3 separate regions of the Homo sapiens genome follow, and all the other regions are linked to region 3. Evidence: read pairs that join two places in POLR2A ChIA-PET (ENCODE). Cell type or tissue: CD4-positive, alpha-beta T cell. All regions are shown on one strand. Each heading gives the region's core, and the rest is flanking DNA. Links, peaks and the distances in the headings are about the cores only. Region 1 overlaps IREB2 (iron responsive element binding protein 2). Region 2 has its middle 13 kb from the start of SKIC8. Region 3 holds the start of PSMA4 (proteasome 20S subunit alpha 4).

Region 1 (5,306 bases), core at 222-5,221, 79 kb before region 3:
TTGTTCACCTAGTGCTGGAACATACTAGAAAAGTCAATAAATATATTCGTTTTGTTGTTGTTTTTTGAGACAGGGTCTCACTCCCATTTCCCGGGCTGGAGTGCAGTGGCAAGATCAGCCTTGACTTCCCAGCCTCAGGTGGTTCTCCCATCTCAGCCTCCCAAGGAGCTGGAGCCACACTCTCACACCAGGATACCTGGCTAGTTTTTTGTATTTTTAGTAGAGATGGGGTTTCCACCATGTTGCCCAGGCTAGTCTTGATCTCCTGGACTCAAGCAGTCCCCCCTCCCAAAGTGCGGGGATTACAGGTATGTGCCACCATACCTGGCCAATAAGTATATTCTTAACGGGAAAAAAAAGTAGCGTGAGAATACTTTTGTAACCCACCATGTAATTGTCAGCCATTTATCAGCATTTTGCCAATCTTTTGTTTCATATATTTTACCATATTTTAACCTGTAAATATTCTTCCATATGCATAGCTGTTATATAAAAGGACTTTTAAAAAATCACAGTGCCATTGTTATACCTAACAAAATTAAGTAATCCCTTAATATAATTGGGTTTTTTGTTTGTTTGTTTTGGTTTTTTTGTTTTTTGTTTTTTGAGACAGAGTCTCGCTCTGTTGCCCAGGCTGGAGTGCAGTGGCAAGGTCTCCGCTCGGTGTAGAATCTGCCTCCTGGGTTCAAGCAATTCTTGAGCCTCAGCCTCCTGAATAGCTTGGATTACAGGTGCATGCCACCATGCCAGGCTAATTTTTGTATTTTTAGTAGAGACGGGGTTTCGCCATGTTGGTCAGGCTGGTCTGTAACTCTTGACCTCGAGTGATCCACCCACGTCGGCCTCCCAAAATTTTGCGATTACAGGCGGTGAGCCACCGTGCCTGGCCACTTAATAAAATCTAAAACTGAGTTCGTATTCAGATTTTTCTGGTTATCTCAAAAATACATTTTTACATTTGGTTTGTTGAAACAGTATCCAAATAGGGCCAACACAGTATTTGGTTGTTACGTCTTTTAAGTTTCTTGTAATCTGTAATAGTCTTCCTCTCCTCTTTTTTCGTGCCATTTTTATGTTGAAAAACCTAGGTTCTTTATCCTGTAGAATGTCCCACATTCTAGATTTGGCTGATAGCTTCTTTGGGGTTTCATTTTACTTTCCTACTAACCCCCATGTTTTCAGTTAACTGGAAGTTAGAGCTAGAGGTTTAATTAGATTCAGGTTTATTTTTGCAAGATAGTAAGTGTTCTTATTTTTGCGAGAACACTTCCTAGTTGGAACATGTAGTTTTTTGTTTCATCAGGAGGCAAATAATATCTCTAATATCTTACTTTTGGTGATGCTAAGTGGGTATGAGTGTTACCAGCTTGTAAGCGCGCCATCCACATAAATCCTAATGATTTTAGCACCCATTTGTGACCATTATCTAGATCCATTATTTCATTAGGTGTTGCACATTGGTGATCTTTCAGATTACATCGTTTCTTCCACATTTACTAGCTGTAATTCTTCTATAACAAAGTACTTTTGTCTATTTGGTTACCTGAAAGGAGGAAAGATAATATTAACTATTGATTTTCCCCCTTTATTTGTCAGTTTTCAGAGTAATGAGTTGATGCCCTAGCAACTCTCATTGGTGATCAATGAAAGGTTTTTTAAGAGTCATTATGAACTAAGGGCTACTTATATATTTGATGTATTTTGGTGAATTATAGTTATTACTCATTTTGATGCTCAGATTGACCCGTTAGTGTCCCCATTAGTCTTTGATAACTTCTTTGGTTTCGGACACAAGATATCCAGGCTCATTTTGTACAAATCCTTCTCCAGATTAGAATCAGTCATTTCTCTGAAAAACTGTTCTGTTGTGTGTGTTTAGGAAATAGTTTTTAGAAACAACAAACAGTTGTTAAGGGTTTGTTACTGTTGGGTTGTTATTCTAGGCATTTTCAGTGACAGAGCTAGAAAATACCTAATTTTTAGGAAGAGAAAAATAAATCATGAGTTCGTATCCATGTTTATAATTGAAATGTAAGGACTTAACTTGGCTACTGTGATTTTTTTTTCCAGATTTTAAAAATAAGCTTCATTTTAAAAAAAATTAACGTGCGCTATTGGAAACTGAAAAACACAAGAAATGAGGAACAGAGTCATCCACAATCATAAGCAGTTTGACATGCCCTTCTAGGTCTTGTGTGTGTATATACATAACATCCATTTTTATGTGATTGAGATCATACAGTATGTATCATGCTTTTTCACATATCATGAACATTTATTAGTTCAGAACCCCAAAGCTACCTTCTGCCGTTCAGCTGCCAACCTATTGAATGAGTCCTGATACACCCTACCTAGGTGGTTTAACAGTTCCATGTTCAAGATGCGTCTTTTCCATCAATTATACCAAGATATTTACAAATTGGCTAACTCACTATCTCTGCTTTTTATCATACATTGTCACCTCAGGACATCTATAAAGCTTAGATGTTGCAAAATAAAGATTGAACTTTGTTCACAGTAAACAGATGAGTTACCAAAAATGCACATAGAGACCTATGGTTAAAATCTAAAACCTGTCCTCTGGATATGGAGACACTAGTAAAGAGCCTTACCCTTCACCCCTTTTCCCTCTTCTATCATTTCAGTGACTAAGTACATTACTGCATCTAGCTCTTAGAAGTAGGTTAACAAATACCACTCCCAGAAGACAGGCCTTCCTAAAAAAAAGGATGTTTAAAAACGGATTATTTTACTGCCTCTACTTTTAACATACTTTGAGCCTTAGGAGTTGTTTATCCTTTACACACAACAGTATTAACTAAATTACATATATAGAACAATGGTTAGACAATCTGAACTAATGTAACTCACAGGCACAGAAGTCTTCTCTCTGCATACTTCCTCCTCCTCGCCCCCCTCCACCTCACCCAGTGAGCAGGAAATGCAAACGCTCCTGTGAAATAACAAAAAAATACTTAGTGTTACTTTAGCTCTCATTAGCTACTCTGATTTTATACTTCTGTGCTCTTGAAACCATAGTAACAAAAAGTACTTTTTTGCTTGCTGCTTGTTACACCAGTCACAATCTCTGAATAGCAGCACTAATGACTGAATATAGTTTTCTTTCTTTGTGATACCTTTTTGTACCAAAAAGGTACTCCCAATAAGGAAGTACAGTGGAAATACCGTGTGAGATATATGCTTAGTTTTTTTGTTTATCCTTTCGTTGTTTCTTTTTGTTAAAATATGCATGCTAATATATTTTTAAAATTATATTTCTCATAATACACATTTGATGATCTTATGTTTATTTTAAAATAATATATTATGGATATGTTTTTAAACTCTCTTTCTTACAGGAAAGTTAGCATACTATAAACACTGTTCTGCCCTGCTTTTTCTCTTAATGATATATATTCTGGAGCTCACTGTTTATCAGCATGTAACTCTTCACTCCTTTAAACAGCTGCATGGTAATCCATTGTGTGGATTACAGTGATTTATTCAACTAACCCCATATTAATTCAGTCTTCTCTTTAAATCCTAAGGAAACACTTTTGTGTGGCACAATCTGGTGTGAGAATTTAATATGATTGAAAATTTTAAAATATTGAAATCACTTTCTCAATTGTGTCCTTGAAGTAATTAAGAGTGAATCAAAGTTTTCGTGAAATGAATTTTACTCACTCAGGCATTCCAATTTACTTTTAAACTTTAATCATTTTTGATGGAAAATTTTAAATTTATTACAGACATTTATACAGTTTAATCATTTTCTTTTTGCCATACCAGGGGATGTCTGCATTATTGAATTGAATTCTGATATTCTGTGCTTTTTTTTAGTTTTTCTGTGAATTCCTTGAATATGAAGTATTTGTCATAGTTGCAGTATGATATTCCTAAATTAATGCAGCTCTTGTATGAAGGTTTTTATCTCTGCTTTTTTCAAGGCTTTGAGGTTATGTACAGGAAAGTCAGTTACAAAACACCTGATGTTAACACGAATGGTGTTACACTCTAGTTTGTCAGACTAAAAATGAATTGTTTAAATTGAGAAAACAGTGCATTTTTGTCTTTGTCTAACTTTTTGCTATGGCATTTTAAAAATAATATATAGGTATGACTGTTTGCTTATTAATAGTAATATTTTCTTGAATCAGATGTTCTGCCTTACTCAATACGGGTCTTGTTGGAAGCTGCTGTACGAAATTGTGATGGCTTTTTAATGAAGAAGGAAGATGTTATGAACATTTTAGACTGGAAAACCAAACAAAGCAATGTTGAAGTGCCCTTTTTCCCTGCCCGTGTTCTTCTTCAAGATTTTACGTGAGTAATGGGTTTATTTTTTGTGAATGAACTCTTAGAGTGTGTTTCCTTTTTAAAATACAGACTCTTGGGTAGGTGTGGTTGTTCATACCTCTAATCCCAGTACTTTGGGAGGCCAAGGCAGGAAGATCACTTGAGCCTGGGAGTTTGCAGTCAGTCTGGGCAACATAGTGAGACGCTGTCTGTACAAAAAAATTTTTTTAATTAGCCGAATGTAATGGTGCATGCCTGTAGTCCCAGCTACTCTGGAGGCTGAGGTGGGAGGATTACTTAAGCCCAGGAGGTTGAGGCTGCAGTGAGCTGTGATCACACCACTGCACTCCAGCCTGGGTGACAATGCAAGACCCTGTCTCTAAAAATAAAAAATAAAATAAAAAATCAGACTTCCTAATGGATGGCTCTGTGTTTTTTTGTTTTGTTTTGTTTTTGTTTGTTTTTTTAAGGTTAGTTTATAAACTTAAAAATTTTGCCCTTTCTAAACTGAAGCAATTCATTAAAAATTAGGCACTGTTTTGTACCATTTATTCAAAAACTGCTTTTGTTTAACTACCTTCTTATGATCTCTCAATAGGTTTCTCAAACTTAACATATTGAAAACTTGATTTTATTTTGAGGTAGTCTCACTCTGTCACCTAGGCGAGAGTGCAGTAATGCAGTCATAGTTCACTGCAGCCTCAACCTCCTGGGCTCAAGCGATCCTCCTGCCTCTGCCTCCCAAAGCTCTGGGATTATAGGCATGAGCCACCGTACCCAGCCATCAAAACTTGAGTTTTTGATTGTCTATCTCAACTCACCTATTTCTTTCTAAGTCTTTTCTGTTATAGTAAATGGCACCATACACTCCCATTTGTTTAGGCTTCAAATCTAGGAGTTAGCCTTGATTTTTCTCTTTCTTTAATACCCTCTAACCCAGTCTATCAGCAAGCTCTGTCAGTGCTACCTTTTAAATATATCTTGTGTCCAATTATTTCTTTCCATCT
Region 2 (5,306 bases), core at 33-5,032, 230 kb before region 3:
GCAGAAGGGCAAGGAAGGGAGAGGGAGAGACAGGGTGATGGGGGAAGGCGAGGAGAGACAGAGACAGAGAGAGAGAGAGAGAGTGCAAGAGGGGCTGAACTTGTCCTTTTATAAGGAACCCACTCCCACTATAACAGCATGAATCCATTCATGAGGGTGGCATCCTCACGGCCTAATCAGCTCTTAAAAGTTCCACCTCTAACACTGTCACTTTGGGGATTAAGTTTCCAACACACGAACTTTGGGGGACACATTCAAACATAGCCAGGGGTCTGCCTGGATGGTGAGAGTCTCAAAGGGGCAGAAGGAGGAGAATCAGGGGTTCATGGTGTGCTGGTAGGTGTTTAACAACAGGCTCTTCAGAGAAAAACCCTAAACCTGGCTTATAGCATTTGCTGATTTCCATAGTGTAAATACAGCTCCCATGGGCTATTTCTTTTATTTTTGAAATGGAGTCTCACTCTGTTGCCCAGGCCCAGGCTGGAGTGCAGTGGAGCTATCTTGACTCACTGCAACCTCTGCCTCCTGGGTTCAAGTGATTCTCCTGCCTCCCGAGTAGCTGGGATTACAGGCACCTGCCACCATGCCCCATGGGCTATTTCACGCCACGGACAGGAAGTTGCTGACCAATATGTACAATCTGCTCTGGTAAGCTGGTATGTACCAGCTCCAGCATCCCCTTGAGTGGTTCTGTTATGTTGCTGGGGGTGTCAGTCTCAATCCAGGTGTGCACACCTGCAGTGTCCCCTCCAGAGGCTGCCAGGAACCGCTGTCCTCTACAGAGAGCCAGCTGTGGTGACAGCAAGGTTGGAATAAGGGACCGTGAAAGAGCTGAAAATATAGGGATTTTTATTTACAAAGTTGGTGGTGGGGTTGGGGGGAGGTCAAAGGATTGAGAGCCAGGTGGGAAAGGCAGGACTGCAGGGAAGTGCTGACCCAGAGGGGCCTGCACTTGGGAGGCAAGGGGGCAAAAGGAGCTCTAGGAAGAGAACTCACCGCCGTGAGGTTTCCAAAAGAACCTGGAAATCCCTTCCTGCCACAGGTTAAGCCCAGGATCTCTTGCCAGGGTGAACAGGTGCTGGCCCCAAGCTGGTAAGCTTGGGAAAGTCCCAGGACTCCTGTATCGAATGCACTTCTGAAGGACAAAGGGAATTCAAGAAGCCAAAGGTAGCTTTAGAACAGCCTCACCACAAAGCTCCTTCCACACACTGCCCTTAACTCAGAGAGAGAGCTGAGGTCCAGGCCCCCCATTAGATGTGAGTCTCCAGTGCATCCTGGTGCCAGAGCTGGCATATCCAGGTGAAAGCACTGCTTTTACTCCTTGACTGCCATTGCACTAAAATTAATAGCAGAAGAATGAAAGCATGTGGAGACCTTGCTGTGCAGTTACGCCCAAAGTGCCCCTGGAGGCCGAGGGGCTTAGCAGCCAGAACACGGAACCTCACATCAGGAGCCATTACTGTTATTGTCACTGTTGATATCATTCCTAGTTTTGATCATTAAGTGTGTGCCAGGCATGAAGCTGGCAAGTCACCCAGATGGCCTCAGGAACCATCTCTGGCTCTGAAAGGGAGACTCTCTAGCCTGCCTCTGCCTGAACCCTCTCTGGACCTCAGTTTCCCTAGCTGTCTGTCCCGTGAGTCCATTGGCTCTGGGACTCCTTCAGTTTTTGTTTTGAGACAGAGTCTTGCTCTGTCACCCAGGCTGGAGTGCAGTGGCGTGATCACTGTCACTGCAGCTCAAACTCCAGGGCTCAAGCGACCCTCCCACCTCAGCCTCCTGAGTAGCTGAGACTACAGGTGTGCACCACCATGCCTGGCTAATTTATTTTATTTTTATTTTTGTAGAGATAGGGTCTCCCTGTGTTGCCCGGGCTTGTCTCAAACACCTGACCTCAAGTGAGCCTCCCGCCTCGGCCTCCCAAAGTGCTGGGATTACAGGCGTGAGACACCACGCCCAGCCTCCTTCCAGTTTTGACCTTCTGATCCACTTCAGCTGTTCTTGACCATGGTGTCCTTCCCACTGACTTGTCACATTAGCTGTGAGCTGCCTGTGTCACACGCGATGAAGCTGACTACTGCATAGGACAGCTTATGTGCATCACGTCACATCTTCTCAGCCTCTTCTCTCTTAGTACAGCCACTACCCTGGGGTCCGTTCTGCACAAGTTTCAACCAGCTCTGCCCAAGCGTGAGCTGACAGCACCTCCCCTCCCCCAGTCTCCACCTCTATCTTCCTGCCCTGGGAATCACTCCACATTCACCCAGAAGAATTGTTGCCTGTGGGACAGCCTTGACCAATGGGAGATTGAAGCTGATGAGTAAATATTTCCCCCTTTGGCCCCTGAGGGACAGTTCTGAGATGCTTGACACAGGCCCTTCAGCGCTGGTGGCCAACTCAGCAGTGCATCCTTGATCTGGCTTTTGCTTCTTCCTTTGTTCCGCCCCTGCCCCTCACTCCTGCTCTCTGGGATTGAATTCCTAAGACAGCTCCCTGCTTGGGGTCTTTGTCTCAGGCTCTGCTTTAGGGGGAATCCAGGCTAAGACAGTTTCCAAGCACCCATGATTGCAAATAATCCACTGTTTTGATAAATTCGGCCAATTTTTTTTTTTTGGTGTGCAAATAAAGTTCTCATTCCCTTGCCTTCAGAGATGATTTCTTGAGGGGTGAGAAGGGGTGTGGAATAGGGACACTCCAAAGAGCCTTTTGCAGCCGTCGGGAGAAGGCCAGGAACCAGGGGACCTGTTGGAGGCTGGGAGGTCAGTGAGGGGCCTGTGCTGGGTGGGCTGGGGTGTCTGTGGGAACTCATCACATTGGTGTAGGGGGTAACTGCTATTGGGGGTGTCTTGTGCCTGAAGAACTGAGTTATTCTCTGAGCAAAGCTCTAGATGTAAAGAAACTGACCCAGATCCTCCACGGACTTCAATTCCAGGCTCCTGCCAAATCAGTGGGGAACGGGAAACCAAGTAATAGAGGCCCCTAGACTGCAGAATATCCGCTCTGAGCACTCAGTCAGGAGGACAGGGATCCTGCCGAGCTGAGGTCCTAGAGGAGAGGCAGTGTTTCGGGGGGATGAGGAGGTCATACTCCACGGAATGGCTAAAAAATAGCAGCATCCTTGGCCTGCAGAGACCGGGGAGGCAGAGGCGGGGTGGGTGCTGGGCCTGCTGGGCAGACCTCAGTCAGGCTATGCTGGTCCGAGGGAATGCATATAGTCTCTGACCTCGAACGGGGCCAGGCTCTAGGGACAGGCCACAGAGAAGCACCTGGACTCATAGGAAGAAGGGTCTTTCTCACAGGTTGAACCATGCCACAGGAGTAGGGGCTGCCTTGGAGGTATAAGCCTCCAGTCCCAGGGGATGTACAAGCCACAGCTGGACAGCCAAATGCAGGGCAGGCAGAGTGGGCCCCAGCAGCACAGTGTGGTGCCCCAGCCGCCCCTCAACACCAGCCTGCTCCTGTTGCTGAGCTGTGGTCGGGAGGACTGCAGAAGACTGAAGGAATCTTCGAACCAGGACAGCTCCAATGCTGGACTCCTTCACCCTCCGATATCTACCCAACCCACAACAGGATCTCCGCCCTGTACCTCCCCACTCTCAGCAACCAGATCTTGGGGGCTTCTGCTGTGCACAACTCTAAGATCCAGGCAGCATCCTATGGGCTTTTCAGGGCTGTGGGCTGGCGTGAGGCCCTCCTCTCTGGCCTCAATGCTCACACTCCTTATGATCTGCCTCCTCTCCCATCAAACAATGTCCCTCCTTTGTGAATCTCCAAATCCAGGTGGCCATCCAATGCCCTGGGAATCCTTCTCCGAGGCCCCAGCCCTCAGCCATCTCAGTCCGGGGTTCTTCACGGGCTCTTTCTATGCTCCTCCTGTCGGGTCCTGGAGTGGAGATGGACAAAGCCACTCTGAGAGGAAGGAGGGGGAGCCTCAGGATTAGATGCACTCGGGTGACAGACTAGCGGGGTCTCTAGATGCTGAAGGGAGGTGACCCAGCCCCATGACCTAGCTCCAGGACATGTAACTAGAAAGGGGCTCTGGGGAGCAGGGCAGAGCAGGCTGGGCTCCGGGCCCAGGGCTGTTGAAATTTCCATGACCACCAGATTAAGGCCACCTGGGTGAGGCTACTCCTACAGGAGGAGCCAAAGGGACCCAGTTGTGGGAGGGGCTGGAGGTAGAGATTCAGAAGGGGAATGGAGGGTCTTCAGCAAGACCTGCGGGGAGGTGGGCTGTTTCCCTCTGCGCTGTGCCTCTCTCCAGGGGCCAAGGGGCCTGGTGGCTAATGGGCCTCCCCACTCGGGACCCACTTTGACCTGCGCTTCCTGGCTGAACCTGGGCCTCTGGAATTCTCTGTCTGTTCTCTGGTCCCCTCTTATCCTTGTCCCTAAGCCAGGAGCATGCCCCGAGGTTGGGTTCTAACCTGGGCTCAGCCACTTGTAAGAAAAGTAACTTTAGCTATTGAAACTCTGTTTTCTTATCTGTATTTTTAAAAATTTTAGTTTTTATTTATTTTGTAGAGACAGGGTCTCACTGTGTTGCCCAGGCTGGTCTTGGACTTCTGGCCTAAAGCGATCCTCCCACCTTGACTTTCCAAAGTGCTAGGGTTACAGGTGTGAGCCACGTGCCCAGCCTCACCTGTAAAATGAAGACAATTTCTTCTTGGGTCTGTTACGAAGATTAATAAGACAAGGACTCAGCAGCACTTAGCGCAGTGCTTGGCTTACAGAGAGTGCTTGATAAACGGGAGCGAATAGTGATAGGATCATTGCTTCCTGTTTTGAGTCTTTCATTCTGCTGAAAGGTAAGGTCTCAGGGAAGGACATGGCTGACCTAAGATCCCCAAGAGGGCCAGGGCAGAGTGGGGATGTGAGCCTAGTCCCCAGATGCCCACTCCCATCCACAGCCTTCTGTGTCTCTAGTACTGTGCTCTGGCTTTCCGTGAGTGGCCAGCTATGGCTTCCTGGCTGCTGGCACTCCTTCCATCCTTTCTGCCACTCTTCCTGCTCTGTGTCTGCATTTTAAAGGGGGCTTTAGGCTGGCTCAGTGGCTCATGTCTGTAATCCCAGAACTTTGGGAGACTGAGGCAGAAGGATTGCTTGAGGTCAGGAGTTCAACACCAGCCTGGGCAACATAGCAAGACCCTGTCTCTATAAAAAATAAGAAAATTAGCCAGGCATGGTGGTATGCACCTGTGGTCCCAGCTATTTGGGAGGCTGAGGCAGGAGTTTGAGGCTGCTGTGAGCCATGATTTTGCCACTGCTCTCCAGCCTGGGTGACAAGGCAAGATCCTGTTTCTAAAAAAATA
Region 3 (5,306 bases), core at 115-5,114:
TATTCTTAGTCTCCCTAACCTCTGCACTTCATATTATGTAGGCAGATAAAAACTCTGGTTACATATATTGCTGTGTGATGACCAAAAAAAATTGTGGCTTAAAACTTTAATCATTTTATTAGCTCATGGTTTCTGGCAGTCATGAATTCAGGCAGGCCCTGGGACAGTTTGTCTCTGCTCCCCCCAGTGTTGGGGCCTCAGCTAGGAAGACTTTAAGGCTGGGAGAGATTTGATGCCTGGGAGAGACTCAATCACTGTGTAACCGAACACTTGCTTCTTACAGAGTCCAATTGACAAGGGTGAGGTATAATAGAAAGACAGAATTTATTAGCCAAAAATAGTAAAGGGAAAGCAATCGGATTCCTATCCAAATTAACGGCTTCTATTTTTAGGAAGAAGGCAGGGGTTTAAAAAGGGAAAACTTGATAAGGAAGGCAGACAAGAACTGGGCTGAGTACAGTGTCTGTGTGTCTTATTCTGGTGGCTATCTTGGGTCCTGGTCCACCTGGACCCTGGGCTGATGGCATTTCAACAACAGCCAGGTTGTTAACTAGCTGTCTTGAAGTAATCTCTGGAACTTTGCAGCTGGGTCTCCAGACTTGGTCTGTGTGTCTCAGGATTGACCCCTGGAACTTCTAAGAAGACACATAATTAGATACTAGTAGACAGTTGGATAAATGTGAAGGGAGTATATACAATGAGAAAGGGAGGGATGTGGACTCTAGAAAAGGTTTCTGCAGTTTGCTTCAAGGTTATATCTTTAAACCCAAGGAAAAGGGGAAAAAATTTTTAATGCAGTTTGAAGCTAAGCTGCCTGGTTACAACTGGGTACTAGGATCATCTGGAGGAATCTTCACTCAGCTGTCTGGCAGGTGACACTGGGACTTCATCTAGGCTGTTGGCCAAACACCTCTCCATGTGGCCTTTGCTTCCTCACAGCACAGTGCCTGGGTCCCAAGAACGACCATCCCAAGAGGACAAGACAGAACCATATCACCATTTGTGATTTGCTCTTGGAAGTCACATGATATCACTTCCATTGTAGTCACAGGCTCACCCAGATTCAGAATAAGGGGACACAGAACCTCTCAGTGGGAACCATCTGTGGCACATTGTAAGAGGAACATGTGGGATGAGAGATGTTGAGGGTTCATCATCCTAAAACATCACTTTAATCCTGTCTTCCCATTACTGACCAAAACAAATTCTGGCATTAAAGGCACTCTACACTTAGGCCTCAAATGCCTTTCCTTACTTCCTGTATTATCTCCTCCATTCAGATCAGACCGAACTACTCAGTCACCCACACTTGTCAGACTCATTCTTCTCTTGCCCTTTTTCTCAAGGAATCCCTCTCTTGACCTGAGAAATTCTACCTCTCACTTAAAAGTGACTGTTCACTGAATTCCGCAGAATGAACTAAGGTGGCAGGCAGGGGCCCTCAGAGATGCCATAAGTTACACCACCTGAGGATGCTTTCAGAGCACCACCTGCGTGTGGCTCTTTGCCATCTTGCCTTGGCTCACTTCCCTGTGTGCTTGGAAAGTAGAGACGATAGGCGAGACCTCAAAATGTAACTTACTTCCAAGCTATCTCCTTTTCAAAGCCCAGATCCCCCAATAATTTTGCAACCAACATGAAGAGGAGTTTCTGCCCAGTGGGCTGCTTTTTGGGAGAGACTGTGAGCAGATGACTTCATATTAACCCAGATCTAGTCAACCTTCTAGCCTGAAAAAACCTAAAATGCATAGTAGATAGTTTACATACGGACCGAGGCTGAATGAGCAAAAAGGTGGAGAGATGGATAATGAACACAGAAACAAGTATGACAATTTCAGTAAAGAAGATAAAATGGTGCGAGTATATGCTGACGGTAGGGTATTGCTTTAACTGTGCTGGTCAGGGAAATCCTTTCTGACTGGTGAAAAGCAGAGAAAGAGACCAAGGTGAAAATTCCCCCAAAAGTGTGAACCTGATCATAATTTTTTTTAATTTAATTTTTAGAGCCAGTGTCTTTCTCTGTCACCCAGGCTGGAGTGCAGTGGTGCGATCATAGCTCACTGCAGCCTCCAAACTCCTAGCCTCAAGCCATCCTCCTGCCTCAGCCTCCCAAAGCGGTGTAATTACAAGCATGAGTCACCATGCTCGACCCTCATCATAATTTTTTTTTTTTTGAGATGGAGTCTCAGGCTGGAGTGAAGTGGCGCACTCTCGGCTCACTGCAACCTCCGCCTCCCGAGTTCAAGCGATTCTCGTGCCTCAGCCTCCCAAGTAGCTGGGATTACAGGCGTGCACCACACACCCGGCTAATTTTTGTTAATTTTAGTAGAGACGGTTTCACCATGTTGGCCAAGCTGGTCTCGAACTCCCGACCTCAGGTGATCCACCCGCCTCGACCTCCCAAGGTGCTGGGATTACAGGCATGAGCCACCCGGCCTTCCTCATCATAATGTGTATGTCCAAAATGTATGCATCAGCAGTAAAAGTGAAAGCCAGAATGAAAAAGGAAGGTGATGAGAGGGGTAAAGTCTCATGTGGTTGGAACCATTTTGGGAAACAGGACAGGAATGATAGCAATTAAGAAGCCGGTCCACACTATTTGCTATCCTAGGTCTGAATAGTGAAGAGAAAATGAAAGGAGAGCGCCAAGGGTAAGAGAAAGAAATTAGCTATTCCACCTCCTGGTTGGCTACTGTCTTCCTGCCCTCTTCCCCATGGCACAGCAACTCCTCCACCTGCTGAGGACCCTAGCCTAAGCTGCAGCGCCCCAGAGCCTCAGCACCCCCGCGACCCAGCTCCCACGAGGGGCACGGGTTCTAGCTCCGCCCCGCAAGAAGGACTTCCGCGTCCTCGGCCGTCCCGCTCCCCCCGCCCCAACCCAGCGGTTCTGCGCATGCGCGGGGGCCATATTAGCAGCGGTTATTCGGTGAGCGGTGGTGGTTTATTCTTCCGTGGAGTTAAGGGCTCCGTGGACATCTCAGGTCTTCAGGGTCTTCCATCTGGTGAGCCTTTGGCCCCTTGGGGCCCGCGGAAGCTTGGCCGCTTTCCCATTGGGCGGGGGTCGTGAACGTCAAGACAGTCGGTCCCGGCCTGCAGTTGCCGCCGAGGAGCCGTGGGCACGATGACTCTGCACCGCCTCCTCTGTGACGGACCGACCGCCGGGAATGGCCCCCGCCGGCCGCCGTCGGGGGCTTCCCAGTGCCAAGCCTGGACGCCGGGGCCCGCGAGGGGGCGGGCTGAGGGTGGGGGTCTGTGGGCAGGACCGAGAGTTGGGGTGGCTTCCGTCCTCAGGAGTTCGGTACGTGAAAGTTAGCTCTCCCGGAGGTGCCGGTGAACTCAAAATAGTGCTGTGCCCGGCGTCAGGCGTGGAGACAACAGAAAGTTGTGCTTAAAGCTCGAATCAGAAATCCCCGGCGAGTGTCTCTGTGTCCTCCCTGCTTCTCTGCTCTGTGCCATCCTTACTTTGCACCATTCCTATTGCAATTACCTCAACCAGTTCGCTGCCCTCGGTCTCTCACCAGCCAGAGTGATCATTTAAAATGCCAATCAGTTCCTGTGGGCCTTGGGAATCATTCAGAGGAGCCCCATTGGCTGAGAGATAAAATTCTGTTTTTACCTGGGCACGCGGGCTCTCCAGGATTTGATTCCAGCTTACCTTTCCAGTCTTGATTCCCTATATTCCAGTATTTGGAAATGTGGGCCTTGGACTGAGGCTTTACCAAATAACGCTGAACACCTAGTATTGCCTTTTGCACGAATGGTACTGATGGTGCCCAAGATAACTGCCTCCACCCCCAAGTTCAGGACCCAGATCACTCTCTGGAGAAGGCCTCAGCCTCTTGCCTTGGCTTTCAAGGCTCTGCGTGATTTGGATACTCGCTTAGCTCTTATTTATATATATTTTAAAAGCATCAGCAGTTTATCTCATGCCCACTAAACTATCCTGCCTCCGTACCCTTTGTTCATACTTTCTGCTCTGTGTGGAATGCCCTTCTTTCTTCCCCTGTTCTTTCTCTTAGACCCAAGGGTTCTCAGCCTTATTTCTGCCTCTCCCATCTCTGATTTACTTTCATTTTCTGTATCGATTTCTCAAAAAATACTTTCTTGATTCTTTCATCATCCCTTTTCCCACCCTACCCCCGGTTCCTCTTTCCACATTATAATCTATGACTGCCTCTCTCACCTAACTGCCAGTATTAGCTTTTCAGGACAGGAACTGGTTTTACACATTTTGGTATTCCAGCATCTAGCATAATGCCTGACACTTAGCTGAATAAAGGGAGTAAATAAAACAGATTTGTAAAGTCAGCAAATGCTTTTTAATTTGTGAATCTTATTTTAATGATGATCTGATTTTCTTTTTACAGGAACTATATAAAGTTCAGAAAACATGGTGAGTTAATACACATGCCAATAAACGGTTGCCTGATAAACAGTATTGCTTGTACTCAGTTTACAGACTTGAGTGGGAAAATTGAAATAGAAGGAAAGCAGTGAGAAGGTGCCTTTTTTCTTGTCAGTTTCCTCTCACCTATTGAACTTTGTATACCAGGATAGGTTTTGTAAGATCATTTGTAGGCTTGCAGGAGTTGGCCTACTTTCAGTGGGTAGGAATCACTCATGTGTTTTTCCTTTGCAGTCTCGAAGATATGACTCCAGGACCACTATATTTTCTCCAGAAGGTAAAATAGAAATTGTTTAATCTGCCTCAAGTTTAAAAATAAATGTGTTAGACTTTTAGAAAAAAAAATTACAAACTTTTTTTGGTAGTTGCAAAGTTCATCCTTTTTGTACTTTGAAGCAATTATCATCACCAGGTTGATTATACCATAGAAGAGTGAAAGTGGAAATTTGTTTCTAGCTTGCTTCATTGCTGATTTCTTTTGGGCCAGTGGTGCAGGAGCACAGAGGAGAGTCTTGGCTTCTCACTGCTTTTGTTTTGTAGGTCGCTTATACCAAGTTGAATATGCCATGGAAGCTATTGGACATGCAGGCACCTGTTTGGGAATTTTAGCAAATGATGGTGTTTTGCTTGCAGCAGAGAGACGCAACATCCACAAGCTTCTTGATGAAGTCTTTTTTTCTGAAAAAATTTATAAACTCAATGAGTAAGTGAGATTTTAGGAAAGAGTTTAAAAAAAATCTCACTTTCTCACATAAGTGGGATCTATGTAATTTGGGAGGGCTCTTCCGTGCGATGTGGTAGAATTGAAATTGTGCCTTTATTTTGCTTGAAACCTCTTTGAGGCCTGGTACCATGTGTTACTCCTTTTAAGTGCAGGGCAAACACTTAGTGGAGAAACTAG

What was found. ChIA-PET counts read pairs that join two places held together with the same protein. Peaks named below come from ENCODE experiments on the same cell type or tissue, not always from the same donor. Only the 100,000 strongest peaks of a DNase experiment are listed, where the experiment ranks them.
Region 1: POLR2A ChIA-PET joins it to region 3 with 8 read pairs; 8 of 35 experiments call an interaction of 5 or more read pairs at or near these places.
Region 2: POLR2A ChIA-PET joins it to region 3 with 9 read pairs; 4 of 35 experiments call an interaction of 5 or more read pairs at or near these places.

The regions. Positions count from the first base shown.
Region 1 is chr15:78,458,762-78,464,067 of GRCh38, forward strand. It overlaps IREB2 (iron responsive element binding protein 2), which reads left to right. Exons shown (of 22, transcript NM_004136.4): 3 at 4,161-4,326. Among named protein-coding and RNA genes, the nearest start is that of IREB2, 23 kb to the left of the region's middle. In CD4-positive, alpha-beta T cell, for the core only: no CTCF peak of the experiment used is centred there; a DNase peak (open chromatin) is centred at 2,920.
Region 2 is chr15:78,310,384-78,315,689 of GRCh38, forward strand. No RefSeq gene overlaps it. Among named protein-coding and RNA genes, the nearest start is that of SKIC8, 13 kb to the left of the region's middle. In CD4-positive, alpha-beta T cell, for the core only: no CTCF peak of the experiment used is centred there; no DNase peak of the experiment used is centred there.
Region 3 is chr15:78,537,538-78,542,843 of GRCh38, forward strand. PSMA4 (proteasome 20S subunit alpha 4) reads left to right here and starts at 2,907. Exons shown (of 9, transcript NM_002789.6): 1 at 2,907-3,002; 2 at 4,368-4,393; 3 at 4,640-4,682; 4 at 4,946-5,108. The coding sequence starts at 4,391. RefSeq lists enhancers at 2,945-3,054, 3,163-4,055 and a silencer at 3,135-3,404. In CD4-positive, alpha-beta T cell, for the core only: no CTCF peak of the experiment used is centred there; DNase peaks (open chromatin) are centred at 2,884 and 3,174; H3K4me3 peaks cover 2,401 bases; H3K27ac peaks cover 2,329 bases.